Linked DNA regions of Homo sapiens: all the other regions are linked to region 1. A link is a contact called in ENCODE Hi-C or POLR2A ChIA-PET data. All regions are on one chromosome and are shown on one strand. Each heading gives the region's core, a stretch centred on a gene start or an enhancer-like site at or near the end of the contact. The rest is flanking DNA. Distances are from core to core; before and after follow the strand shown.

Region 1 (3,687 bases), core at 383-2,882:
ATTTCTAATGAAAGGAGTGAAGTTAGTGAAATGCATCGATTTTGCTTAAGAAAAGAAAGAGACTGGAGCAGATTCCTGGTTCTTCCTGCAATCAGGATGTCCTCTGGCAGTCTACTCGCTGGAATTCTGACCTTGGTCCTGAGTCGGAAGGAAAGCAAAGGGTGACTGTTGCTCATGTCACACGGCTGAAGGGGCGACCACTGACACCCTGCTCATGAGCTGGCAGGTGCTTCCTTTCCTTGCCATGTTGTGTGGGATTTCCTCAAAATTCAGATGTGCCTAGGGACATGCCAGCCATCCTCCTGTGTCAGGAGGATGACAAAGTACCTGACTTTGGGAGGACAGAAAAGTGCTGGACTGCTGATAGTTTTATGACATGGTGAATGGACTTAATGCCACTGTTTTGTACTTTATAAATGGTAAATTTTAGTCTGAGCAACGTGGCAAAACCCTGTCTCTAAAAAAAAAAAAAATACAAAAATTGGCCAGGCACAGTAGCGTATGCCTATTGTCCCAACTACTCTGGAGTCTGAGGTGGAAGGATCACCTGATCCCAGGAAGTTGAGGCTGCAGTGAGCTGTGATGGTACCACTGCACTACTCTAGCCTAGATGACAGAGCAAGACCCTGTCTCAAAAAGGAAAAAAAAAAAGGGTAAATTTTATGTTAGGTACATTTTACCACAATTTTTTTTAAAAAGTTGGCCAGGCACAGTGGCTCAAGCCTATAATTCCAGCACTTTACGAGGCCAGGGTGGGTGGACGGCCTGAGGACAGGAGTTCGAGAGCAGCTGACCAATATGGTGAAACCCCGTCTCTACTAAAAATACAAAAATTAGCTGGGCATGGTGGTGGGTGCCTATAATCCCAGCTACTCGAGAGGCTGAGGCGGGAGAATCGCTGGAACCCAGGAGGCGGAGGTTGCAGTGAGCCGAGATCACACCATTGCACTCCAGCCTGGGCGACAACAGCGAAACTGTCTCAAAAAAAAAAAAAAAAAAGTCCCAGAGACCTAAAAAAACAAAGTGTCCCACACACTCCATCTGGAGGTGTTTTCTGGGGTCCTATAGTGTCCACGTTCTCTGGTTCTATTTCCGCATCTCCTGCCCTGGCTGGCAGGAGAGACCGAGGGAGCAGGGCCAGGGCTCAGCTGAGAAGCCCTTTTTCTTGTAAACACTGTTATAAATAACCCAGAAAGAGGTAGAAAGGGGGTCCTGGCAAGAGAGTGAAGGTCAGGCAGCCCCTTCATGGCATTTAAGGAAATGTCATGCTCAACAGGGCAGCAAGATGCCAGTGCACACCTTCAGCCCAGTGCTGCCTGGAGCTGACTGCCGCCTTGCTGTCATGCCAGAGCCCCCAGGCAGCACTCACACACCCAGGATATGCAGCCCTCTCAGGTGGCCGGCTCCTGGGGTTTATGAACAGACAGGGGACCCTCAGGTGGGTGGACAGGCAGTAGGTAGCTGGCGATTCCCCCTTCCCAGTAGGCTGGGGGCCTCGGCAGGCCAGAGCTGAAGTCAGTTCCCCAATAACCCAGGCCAGGACTCCACACCAGCCTGGGCTTGTCAGCCAACACATGACCAGGCCGAGGGAGAGATGACTCAGCAGTGCTCGGCCCACAGCTGCCCCTGCTGCTGCACAGCGTGGGAGCTGGAGGGGCCTCACAGCCCATCTGGTCCTGTGGTTCCCACACTGGGCTCCCTGGGGAACCCCCACAGCTCCACCATGGCCCTGGGCTTTGAAATGGGAGGAATTATGAAAGAGTTAATTAGGTTTCCCATGTTTATTAACCAAAAGTCATATAGTGGCAACCCATCATATTCCTATTTAACCAGAGTGAATTTAACATTATGTGATTGGCAAAAAAGATAAATAGGCCAGGCGCAGTGGCTTACACCTGTAATCCCAGCACCAAGGTGGGTGGGTCAGATCACCTGAGGTCAGGAGTTCGAGACCAGCCTGGCCAACATGGCAAAACCCCATCTCTACTAAAAATACAAAAATTAGCCAGGCGTGGTGGTGCACGCCTGTAATCCCAGCTATTCGGGAGGCAGAGGCAGGTGAATCGCTTGAACCCGGGAGGCAGAGGTTGCAGTGAGCCGAGATCATGCCACTGCACTCCAGCCTGGGGGACACAGTGAGACTCCGTCTCAAAAAAACAAATAAATAAATAAATAGCCATATTTCTATTTCTTTCTTACACATTAGAAGTAGGGTGATGTATCTTGCATGTGAATTCTCTATTTGCATAAACTCATATACACGTACCTATTTTCCATATACACTACTTTGTAGGCTATTTAAGGACCCTATGATAGTTAATTTGACCCAAACCCCAGACTAAGAAACCACTCCCCAAGTCCATGGTATTTACCACTCAGGGTGTCTGAGCAGCCTGTGAGAATCCAGCAAAGTGGGCATTCCCCATGTTATCTATGTGACTTTGAAAGAATGGGGAGGGGAAAGTTCTCCACACCTGTTAGTACCTTTGAGAGTCTTCCTGGGTTCCAGAAGCCCAGGCAACATCACGAAGGAGGAAGCTCCCATCAAGAGGGGCAGGGCTTGCCCACCATGCCCAGCGAGCTGGAGGCAGAGCGGATACCAGGGCTCATCGCTCACTCTCCTGCTGAAAACCCTCCCCTGACTTCTCATTGCCCTTGACTAAAACCCGGAGTCCTCAGGGGCCGAGTGCAGCTGGAGCCTGCCTGCTTTCTCACCACCTCCTGGACTCTCCCACCCTCCCTATACAGTAGGCATGGTGGCCTTCTTCCTTCCCATGGAACACAACCCTCTGTCTGGGGCTGTCCACCTGGGACACCTCCCCCAGGTCCTGGGGCCACCTTCCCACTGTTCAGTCGCAGTGAGAGAGGCCTTCCCCAACACTCCAATCCTTCCACTCACGGGGATTACATCACTGTGGGTTTTTGTTTTTGTTTTTTTGAGACAGCGTCTCACTCTGTCGCCCCAGCTGGAGTGCAGCGGTGTGAGCTCACCTCACTGCAATCTGTCTCCTGGGTTCAAGCGATTCTCCTGCTTCAGCGTCCCGAGTAGCTGGGACTACAGGCATGCTCCACCACCTGGCTAATTTTTGTATTTTTGGTAGAGATGGGGTTTCGCCATGTTGGCCAGGCTGGTTTCAAGCTCCTGACCTCAAGTGATCTACCCACCTCAGCCTCGCAAAGTGCTGGGATTATAGGTGTGAGCCACCGCACCCGGCCGCATCACTGTGTTTTAAGCATAGCATGGAACCAGGGACCATCCGTCTCCTCTCCAGAATATAAACTGTCCAAGCACCTGGCCTTGTCCTTTGCTGAGTCCCAGCACCTGGAAAGGTGCCAAGCACTGAGTAGGTGCTTACTAAACCTTTGCAGGACGGGAGGGTGTGGGGTGGAGGCGCAGAGGCACTATTTCCCAGGACAGTTTTGGCATCTCTGCCTCACACTATCGTGAAGGCTGCAGTCTCTCTCACACTAACCCCCCTTTACCGGGGGTTGAGGGGTGGTTTCCTTCCGCATCCATTTATTCCCTTATGGAAACTCCTGCCTTTCCTTTTCCAGTGGGTCAGATGATGAGAAACGCAGACCCACAGGCTCCCAGATAAAGCTGGTGGGAAAGAGGTTCTCTTTGGCCCCAGCAGGCTCTCCTTGGTCATGTGGTCAGTGAGGGCCAGAGGCCAAGGGAAGCCAAGG
Region 2 (4,116 bases), core at 253-2,752, 140 kb after region 1:
TTTCCACACATACAAATTTAAGGATCACGAAGGTCTCCAGCTGTCAGTCTGGAGAAGATCAGAGGCCCCCCGGCCTCCTTCCACCAACCTGCTCATCAATTTCACGCCCCTCTCCCAGCCCATCCCAATTGGGACGTCATAGTCGTGTGCCATCTAGTGGTCAATATGATTACTGCATGTAACTGCCTGGGGCTTTCTGTTTTGGTTTTATTAAGCTTTCACTAACTCATTGTTATAATATGTCTGGTGCTGAGAATATAATAGAGAACACGATAGACACGGCCCTTCCTTCAGGAACCTCACAGTATAGCAGGGTGAATTAAACACATAAAATACAATATGAGAGGTACAATCAAGACATATTAAGGGAGGTAAGGGAGCCCTGAGGAAGGACACCTAATCTAGATTTGGTGATTGGAGGAGGCTTCCCAGAGGGAGGGCCATTAATGCTGGGATCTGAAGGATAAGCAGAAGTTTGTTAAGCAAAGGAGGGGAAGGAAACAGACAGCATTTCAGGCAGAAAGGTGAGGTATGCCTAAAAGCCAGGTGTCAAGAGAGCACAACCAGCTCATGTTGGGTGCAAAGCTTTGTTAAGAACTTTGAACTTGGCAGGGTGCGGTGGCTCATGCCTGTAATCCCAGCACATTGGGAGGCTGAGGCAGGTGGATCACCTGAGGTCAGGAGTTTTAGACCAGCCTGGCCAACATGGTGAAACCCTGTTTCTACTAAAAATACAAAAAAAAAAGTTAGGTGTGGTGACAGGTGCCTGCAGTCCCAGCTACTTGGGAGGATGAGGCAGGAGAATTGCTTGAACCTGGGAGGTGGCGGTTGCAGTGAGCTGAGATTGCACCGTTGTACTCCAGCCTGGGTGACAGAGTGAGACTCTGTCTAAAAAAATAATAATAATAACTTTGAACTTCATTCATGGGGCTGTGAGAGCCATTTCTTTTCAGGGACAAATGAAGAAAGCCTATAGAATTTGAATTTCTCCTGGGCCCTGGCTTATACCTCTTACCTCTTAGAGTCCAGACACTCACAACCCACCCCCTGAAGAGTGGAATGATGTTATTCTTTAAATTTTTGTTTTATTCCCAGGCATGAGTTGCTTATCCACATGCCCTTGATCTCTCCTTTCCCTGTGTCAGCAAAGAAGTTTGTCTAGCGTTGTCATCATTTCTGAGCTAGGGCAGAGCTTCAGCTCCTGCAATAATAGATCTGGCAATGCCAAACTCCTTTCTAGCGCCAAAGTCCTTAATGGGGGAGACAGTGGCTACTGTCAGTGTAAGGTCCTGGGGACCTCATGCTTCAGTATCCCCTGGGGTATTTAACAAAGCAGATTCCCAGACCTTCCCATCCTCACTCAGGGGATGTGGGTCCCTGGAATGGGCTCCTGTGCCCTGGTGATCCTGGGGCTCACTTGGGTTAGAAGCACTGGTGTGGCGATTGGGGCACAGGCCCTGGGGTTAGTTCCCTCCTACAACTCTGTCTAGCCCTGCCTCCCACTGTGTGTGACTCAGCTGTTTGGTCTCAGGCCAGTTACTTCATCTCCCTAAGCCACTGGTTTCTATTCTTGAAAATGGGAATAATAATCATAAAACCTACCCAACAGCATTATTGAGAAGATTCGATGAGATTATGTATGTAATGAGGCTGGCACAGAGTCTGGCAAATAGGAAGTACTCATCAAAGCTTAAAGAACATCAACTGTTGTGTCTGGGACACATTACAGTCATAAAGGGGATGGGAGTTAACACCAGGCCATGGGCTTGGATCCTCAGGGGCTGGAATTTAGAGGGGTGGGTTGCCAAGGGGAGGAGAGAAGACCTAGGGGGTCGGATATCTCACTCAGAGAGGTGTTGAGAGCCAGCAAGCCAGAGAGGCAGACTGCCCCTGGACAGCTGGGAGCAGAGGGTTGTAAGTGCACCGCAGAGTGGGTGGAAATGAAATCTTCATGAAATGCTCAGAGAATCTGACAGGAAGCTTCCCTCTGCTAACACTGCTTTTCAATGACTCTTATCGACACAAACCAGCCAAAGCAAAAGAGGGAATTTTGAGTTTATTTAATTGAAAAGGCCAAGGGTAGATATGAATCTGGTGTAAACACTGCCATCAGGAACCAGTCTCCAATTCTCAGCTCTACTTCTGCCCATCTTAGCTTTGTTCTCAGGCTGGCTTGCTCTATGTATTGACAAAAGTCAACCAGCAGCTCTAAGTGTAGTTCTGCAGGTAACAAGCCCAGCCCAGAGACAGCACCTCTCTCCTGATAGCATCAGCAAAAATCTTGAGGCTGACGTTCATTGGCTTAACTTTGGGCCACTTGCCCATCTCTGAACCAATCACTGTGACCAGAAAAATGGAATTTTCTGATTGGCCAGATCTGTTTCTTGTGTTCAATTTTGCATCCAGGGTTGGTTCAGCCCCACCCAAATTACACGGAGTGAGCATAAAGAGTTCCCTAAATAAAAATAAGGGCCCTGTTTCTGGGAGAAGAGATGGAGGACAAGCCAAACAAAACTGAGGCATCCTCAATTTGCCCATGTGTGAGACACCCTCTTGCCATTGGTCCCTGGAGCCAGGCTGTTCTTGGGCGCCTGAACATCCGTTTTCAGTTCTGCTGCAGCCCCCACAGGCTTGGTCCTTGGGAAGGGGAGTCTTCCAGCACTGGGTAGCAGGCAGGAGTCACCTCCCCCACAGAGAGCAGTGACACCACAGATGGTGCTTGCTGAAAAGGCAGTTCTAGGGAGTAGCAGGCACAGGTGGTGCTGCACAAGCCCCTAGCTAGATTCCCCTAATGTCCTTCAAGAGAGGCTGTAAAAGGAGAAAAAGAAAATCAGAGACTTTATGAGGGTAGGGGAATGAGGACAGGCTAAAAGACTACGACTCCTCAACCACGGCGGCTGCCGACCCTGGGGAGCTGATGGCCCTGGACTAGGAGGCGCTAGGGACTATGTCCCTGCTCTGCCACTCTGGCCCTCCCTTCACCCTAGATCATCCCGCTGCACCCCAGCCCATTCTGAACTGTGCATTCCTGTGAGCACGCTCCCTCACTCCCTCACTCTTGGCACACACACACATCTCCCGGCCCTCGCACTCATTCAACCAGCTTAGGGCCTACAGAGGGCCATGCTCCATGCCAGGAGCTACCATGGCTCCCCAGGAAGAGCCTACCTCATGGAACCTCATGGAACACACAATTCAAGAAAGTGCAATGAGGGCCATGTTTTATGAATGCACTCTTTATTTTTATTGCACTTTTATTGCATTAAATCATACATTAAGTGATTCTCCTTGTAAACTATTCCAATCATACATTTACTACTGAAGCCACTTAACTCCCCTCTCCCCAGCCAGGCCCCTCCCTCAAAGTAAGTAGTCTGTTATCCATTTGATGGATAGCTGTTGAAATATTTTTCTACATGTATACATCCTAATATGTTCACATGCAGGAATATATAGCTTTAGTTTTGTTGACATCTTTTGAAGAGGTCTGAAAGGGTATCCAGTGAGAAGTCTCCCTCTTACCTCATCCCTCAGCTGTCCCTTCCTCTCCCAGAGCAGCCAGCCAGGTCACCAGTTTCCAGCATTTCCTTCCAGCTAGGCTAGGCCAGGAGTCAGCAAACTTTGTCTGTAAAGGGCCAGATCGTAAATACTTCAGGCTTTGCAGGCTAATGGTCTCTGCCCCAACTGCTTAACTCTGCCATTGTATTGCAAAGGCAGCCATAGACAATATATAAATGAATGAATGTGGCTGTATGCCAATAAAACTTTATTTATAGACACAGAAATTTGAATGTCATATCATTTTCAAGTGTCATGAAATATTATTCTTCTTTAGTTTTTCAACTACTTAAAAATCTAAGCACCATTCTTAGCTCCCTGCTGTACCAAGACAGGTGGCAGACTGGATTTGACATGTGAACTGGAGCTTGCCGACTCCTGGTCTGTGCATATGAAAACCAAGTAGGGATGGACGTTCTTTCCCCTCTTTTTTACATGAGGGGAACCTGCTATGCTAAAGTGCTTTTCTCACTTTGCAATATATCTTAGAGATCATGCCACATGAGTTTGTACAAAAGGTCCTTGTTTTTGCCTTTGGCATAACATTACATTGTATTC
Region 3 (3,712 bases), core at 29-2,528, 200 kb after region 1:
CCTGGGTGACAGAGCAAGACTCCATCTCAAAAAAAAAAAAAAAAAAAAAAAAAGAAGTTTCTTTATAATTCTCCCCACCGTTGAGAATGTACTTTGTGAGATCCACCCCCTGCCCCCAAAACATTGCTCTTAACTCCACCGCCTATCCCAAAACCTGTAAGAACCAATGATAATCCCACCACCCTTTGCTGACTCCTTTTTCGGACTCAGCCCGCCTGCACCCAGGTGAAATAAAGAGCCTTGTTGCTCACACAAATCCTGTTTGGTGGTCTCTTCACATGGATGCGTGAGACAATACACATATGATAAGTGCCATGAATTAAAACGGAGCCAAATAAAGAGTTAGAAAATGGTGGGGGATGTACTTGGGGAAGGCCTTTCGCAAGATGTGAATGTCTACCAGAGAGGCAGAGGTAACTAGTCCTGGGAACAAGCAAGGGAAGAGCAGCACCAAGTATTAGGGAAGGACACCTGCAGAGGCCCTGAGGCAGGACAGTGCTGGCCACAAGGGCAACAGCAAGAAGGCAAGTGTGGCTGGAGTAGGTGAACAAGGGCATAAAGTAGAGGAAATAAATCTCCAGGTGGATGGTGTCAAAAAATAAAACAGGTTGGGTGCTATGGCTCATGCCTGAAATCCCAGCATTCTGGGAGGCCAAGGCGGGTGGATCACTTGAGGCCAGGAGTTTGAGACCAGCCTGGCCAACATAGCGAAACCCCGTCTCTACTAAAAAAATACAAAAATTAGCCAGGAGTGGTGGCAGGTGCCTCAGGAGGCTGAGGCAGGAGAACTGCTTGAACCCTGGAGGCAGAGGTAGCAGTGAGCTGAGATTGCACCACTGCACTCCAGCCTGGGCGACAGAGCAAGACTGTCTCAAAAAATCAATTAATTAAAAAATAAAAATAAAGTAGAGGAAATAAGCAGGAAACAGAAGCCAGATCATGTAGGGTCTTAAAGTAAGTGGAGTGCAGTAAGGGATTCAGGTTTTATTCTGATGGTTGCAGGAAGCAACTGGAGGCCTTTGAGCAACGGTGACATGATCTGATTTCTGCTTAAAAGGATCACACTGGTGCTCAATTTTAGCATCATATACGCTAAAGTTGGAACAATATAGAGATTAGCATGGCGCCTCTGCAAAAATGACATGCAAATTTGCGAAGCGTTCCATACTTTCAAATCAGAAACTAATGAGATTAGTTACCTACAGAGGGTGGACGGACTTGAGAGGAAGTGGTGAGGGTGAAGAAAAATATATTAACCACAAGAAGGCAGGTGGGGAACCAGGGACCACAGGAAGCCCAGCTGACCCTACTGCCTGCCAAAGCCATGGGCTAGACCTGTGACCCAGACAAGGTCTGTGTTGGGACACATCAGCTGGTGGCCAGAGGTGCATGGTCCAGTTCTCAGCAAAGATCCCCATGGGGAGATCGCAGTCCCAGGGCCTACCCTTTCCCGGTGTTGGTTCAGCTGATGCCTAGCAAGAACTCCCAGGAGAAGCCCCTAGAGCCAGACAGAACATGACCACCCGAAACTGCAGCCAGGAAGAAGCTGTGTGAGAGAGAGATCAGCCAACTGCAGAGACGGCCTGGCTAAGAGATAGCTTGGGTGTGGCCGTGAAACCTAGGCCGGTTCCCACAGTCTCCTCAACATGGGTGTGTCCTCAGAAATGAGACAGACATGCCAAGGAAACTGTGTCATACCAGTGTGGCCAGAGGCAAGGGTGTTTCAGTAACTAAAGGATGGAGGAAAGTGAACTCCCACAGAACAGAGTGGTCCAAAGAGGCAAGAATGGCAATTACACCAAAGGAAAGGCTTGTTTCCTCCCTGCTTGTCCTTCTCCAGTCACAGATTAGCAAACAATTTATTCCTAGCATAAAAGGGGATACTCATCTCTAGCTGGGATTAGTTGGAAAGGAGAGAAAGGGAGGCAGCATGGTCAAGACCTAGGGCTCTAGAAGAGCTGGGTTCAAATACTAACTCTGCCTGGTCAAGCTGTGTGACCTTGGGAATGTTACTTAGCCTCTCTGAGCCTCAGAGACGTTTTTGGTAAAATGGAGGTTATTAATAATAATCAACAAGTAACGATGTTATGAGAACTCAAAGAGCTCCTTCAGGTTAAGTACTTGGCATCATTGTTGGCACAGAGATGGATACTATTTTCATGATCATTTTAAGGTGGCAGTAACTGGGACTCAGAAAGGAAAGAGCTTGTGGGTGGCAGGGACTTGTTAGTCAGATTCCAAAGCTCCTGCGGTAACCTAGACCTTCAATGCTCAAATACAGTAGTCACCAGCCACACGTGGCTATTGGGCACTTGAAATATGATGAACCCCAAATGCGATGTGCTGTCAGTGTAAAAGATACTGGATTTCAAAGACTTCATACAAAACAAAAGTAATGAATGATGAATGTTTATACTGATTACATGTTAAAATATTATTTTGGATCTATTGAGTTAAATAAAAGATATCATTAAAATTAATTCCAGTTGCTTCTTTAATTTTCTTAATGTAGCTACTTGAAAATTTAAAAAATTTGCAGCTAACGTTATATTTCTTTTTTTCTTTTCTTTTTTTTTTTTTTTGAGATGCAGTCTTGCTCTGTTGCCCAGGCTGCAGTGCAGTGGCACAATCTCGGCTCACTGCCACCTCCACCTCCTGGGTTCAAGCAATTCTCCTGCCACAGCCTCCCAAGTAGCTGAGATTACAGGCACCCACCAACACGCCCGACTAATTTTTGTATTTTTAGTAGAGGTGGGGTTTCACTATGTTGGCCAAGCTGGTCTCGAACTCCTGACCTCAGGTGATCTATCTGCCTCAGCCTCCCAAAGTGCTGGGATTACAGGCGTGAGCCACCATGCCCAGTCTCCCAAAAATCTTTCAAAATGCTGTTGCTGGGCCAAGAGTTTGCAACCAGCCTGGCCAACATGGCGAAACCCAGTCTCTACTAAAAATACAAAAATTAGCCGGGCGTGGTGGCGCACGCCTGTAATCCCAGCTACCTGGCAGGCTGAGACATGAGAATCGCTTGAACCCAGGAGGCAGAGGTTGCAGTGAGCTAAGATTGCACCACTGTACTCCAGCCTGGGCGACAGAGAGAGATTCTGTCTCAAAAAAAAAAAAAAAAAAAAAAAATGGTGTTGCTGCCTTACTGGGAAAAGGGCTCTCCTTGCATAGCAAGGCCTAGGGGCTAGAAGGGGAATAGAGAGACAGCAGGCAAGAGCCAGAGCAGCCTGGCCTGGCACACAGTTGCACTGAGGAGAAGAAAAGCCATGTGGGTTATTTGGGCCTCTTTTTGGCAACCACAAGAGACAAGGGATGAGGAGGATATTTTCTGCAGACTCTGTAAAGGCCAGGGAACAGGACTGCCAAAGTTGCAGGGGAGAGAGGAATACAGGATGCTCTGTTAAATTTGAATTTTAGATAAACAATGAATAATTTTTTAGCGTAAGTAAGTCCCATGCAACATTTGGGATATACTTATACTAAAAAATTATTCATTGTTTATCTGAAATACAAATTTAACTGATCATCCCATATTTTAACTGGAAACCCTACAGTGAAGCAGTGAGGGCAGTCCATGGACCTATCACCAGGTGTGATCAGGAGACGAAGTAACATTTTGGCTCTGTGGCTCCAGCACAAAGGCAGACTGAGAAATGAAGACCTTTACAAGGAACCTCACCAAACCTCAAACATGTAGCTATAGAAGAGC

Evidence for each region. A loop is a pair of places that touch in the nucleus more often than their neighbours do. ChIA-PET counts read pairs that join two places held with the same protein, here RNA polymerase II (POLR2A). Pooled maps may share reads with other maps.
Region 2: a loop to region 1 is called in a pooled map, with 3 times the contacts of the local background. The contact joins two enhancer-like sites. A Hi-C loop is called at or near these places in 2 of 168 maps with a recorded cell type or tissue (GM11168 and left cardiac atrium), 1 of 37 single-sample maps with no recorded cell type and 4 of 50 pooled maps. POLR2A ChIA-PET finds 5 or more read pairs at or near these places in 4 of 52 experiments (GM10248, GM12878, PC-9 and 1 more).
Region 3: a loop to region 1 is called in a map with no recorded cell type, with 10 times the contacts of the local background. The contact joins two enhancer-like sites. A Hi-C loop is called at or near these places in 6 of 37 single-sample maps with no recorded cell type and 4 of 50 pooled maps.

The regions. Positions count from the first base shown.
Region 1 is chr5:149,803,921-149,807,607 of GRCh38, reverse strand. All of the region lies in intron 1 of PPARGC1B (PPARG coactivator 1 beta), which reads right to left. Among named protein-coding and RNA genes, the nearest start is that of MIR378A, 73 kb to the right of the region's middle. RefSeq lists a cis regulatory region at 1,595-1,605 and enhancers at 1,528-1,672, 1,262-1,911, 2,563-3,372. Within about 2 kb of position 1,632, at least 29 of the 41 ENCODE cell types and tissues checked have a DNase peak (open chromatin) inside an H3K27ac peak, as active enhancers do.
Region 2 is chr5:149,663,762-149,667,877 of GRCh38, reverse strand. No RefSeq gene overlaps it. Among named protein-coding and RNA genes, the nearest start is that of PPARGC1B, 64 kb to the left of the region's middle. Within about 2 kb of position 1,502, at least 9 of the 41 ENCODE cell types and tissues checked have a DNase peak (open chromatin) inside an H3K27ac peak, as active enhancers do.
Region 3 is chr5:149,604,097-149,607,808 of GRCh38, reverse strand. The region is part of intron 3 of ARHGEF37 (Rho guanine nucleotide exchange factor 37); the gene reads right to left. It also overlaps the pseudogene RNU6-588P. Among named protein-coding and RNA genes, the nearest start is that of ARHGEF37, 24 kb to the right of the region's middle. RefSeq lists an enhancer at 1,416-1,555. Within about 2 kb of position 1,278, at least 13 of the 41 ENCODE cell types and tissues checked have a DNase peak (open chromatin) inside an H3K27ac peak, as active enhancers do.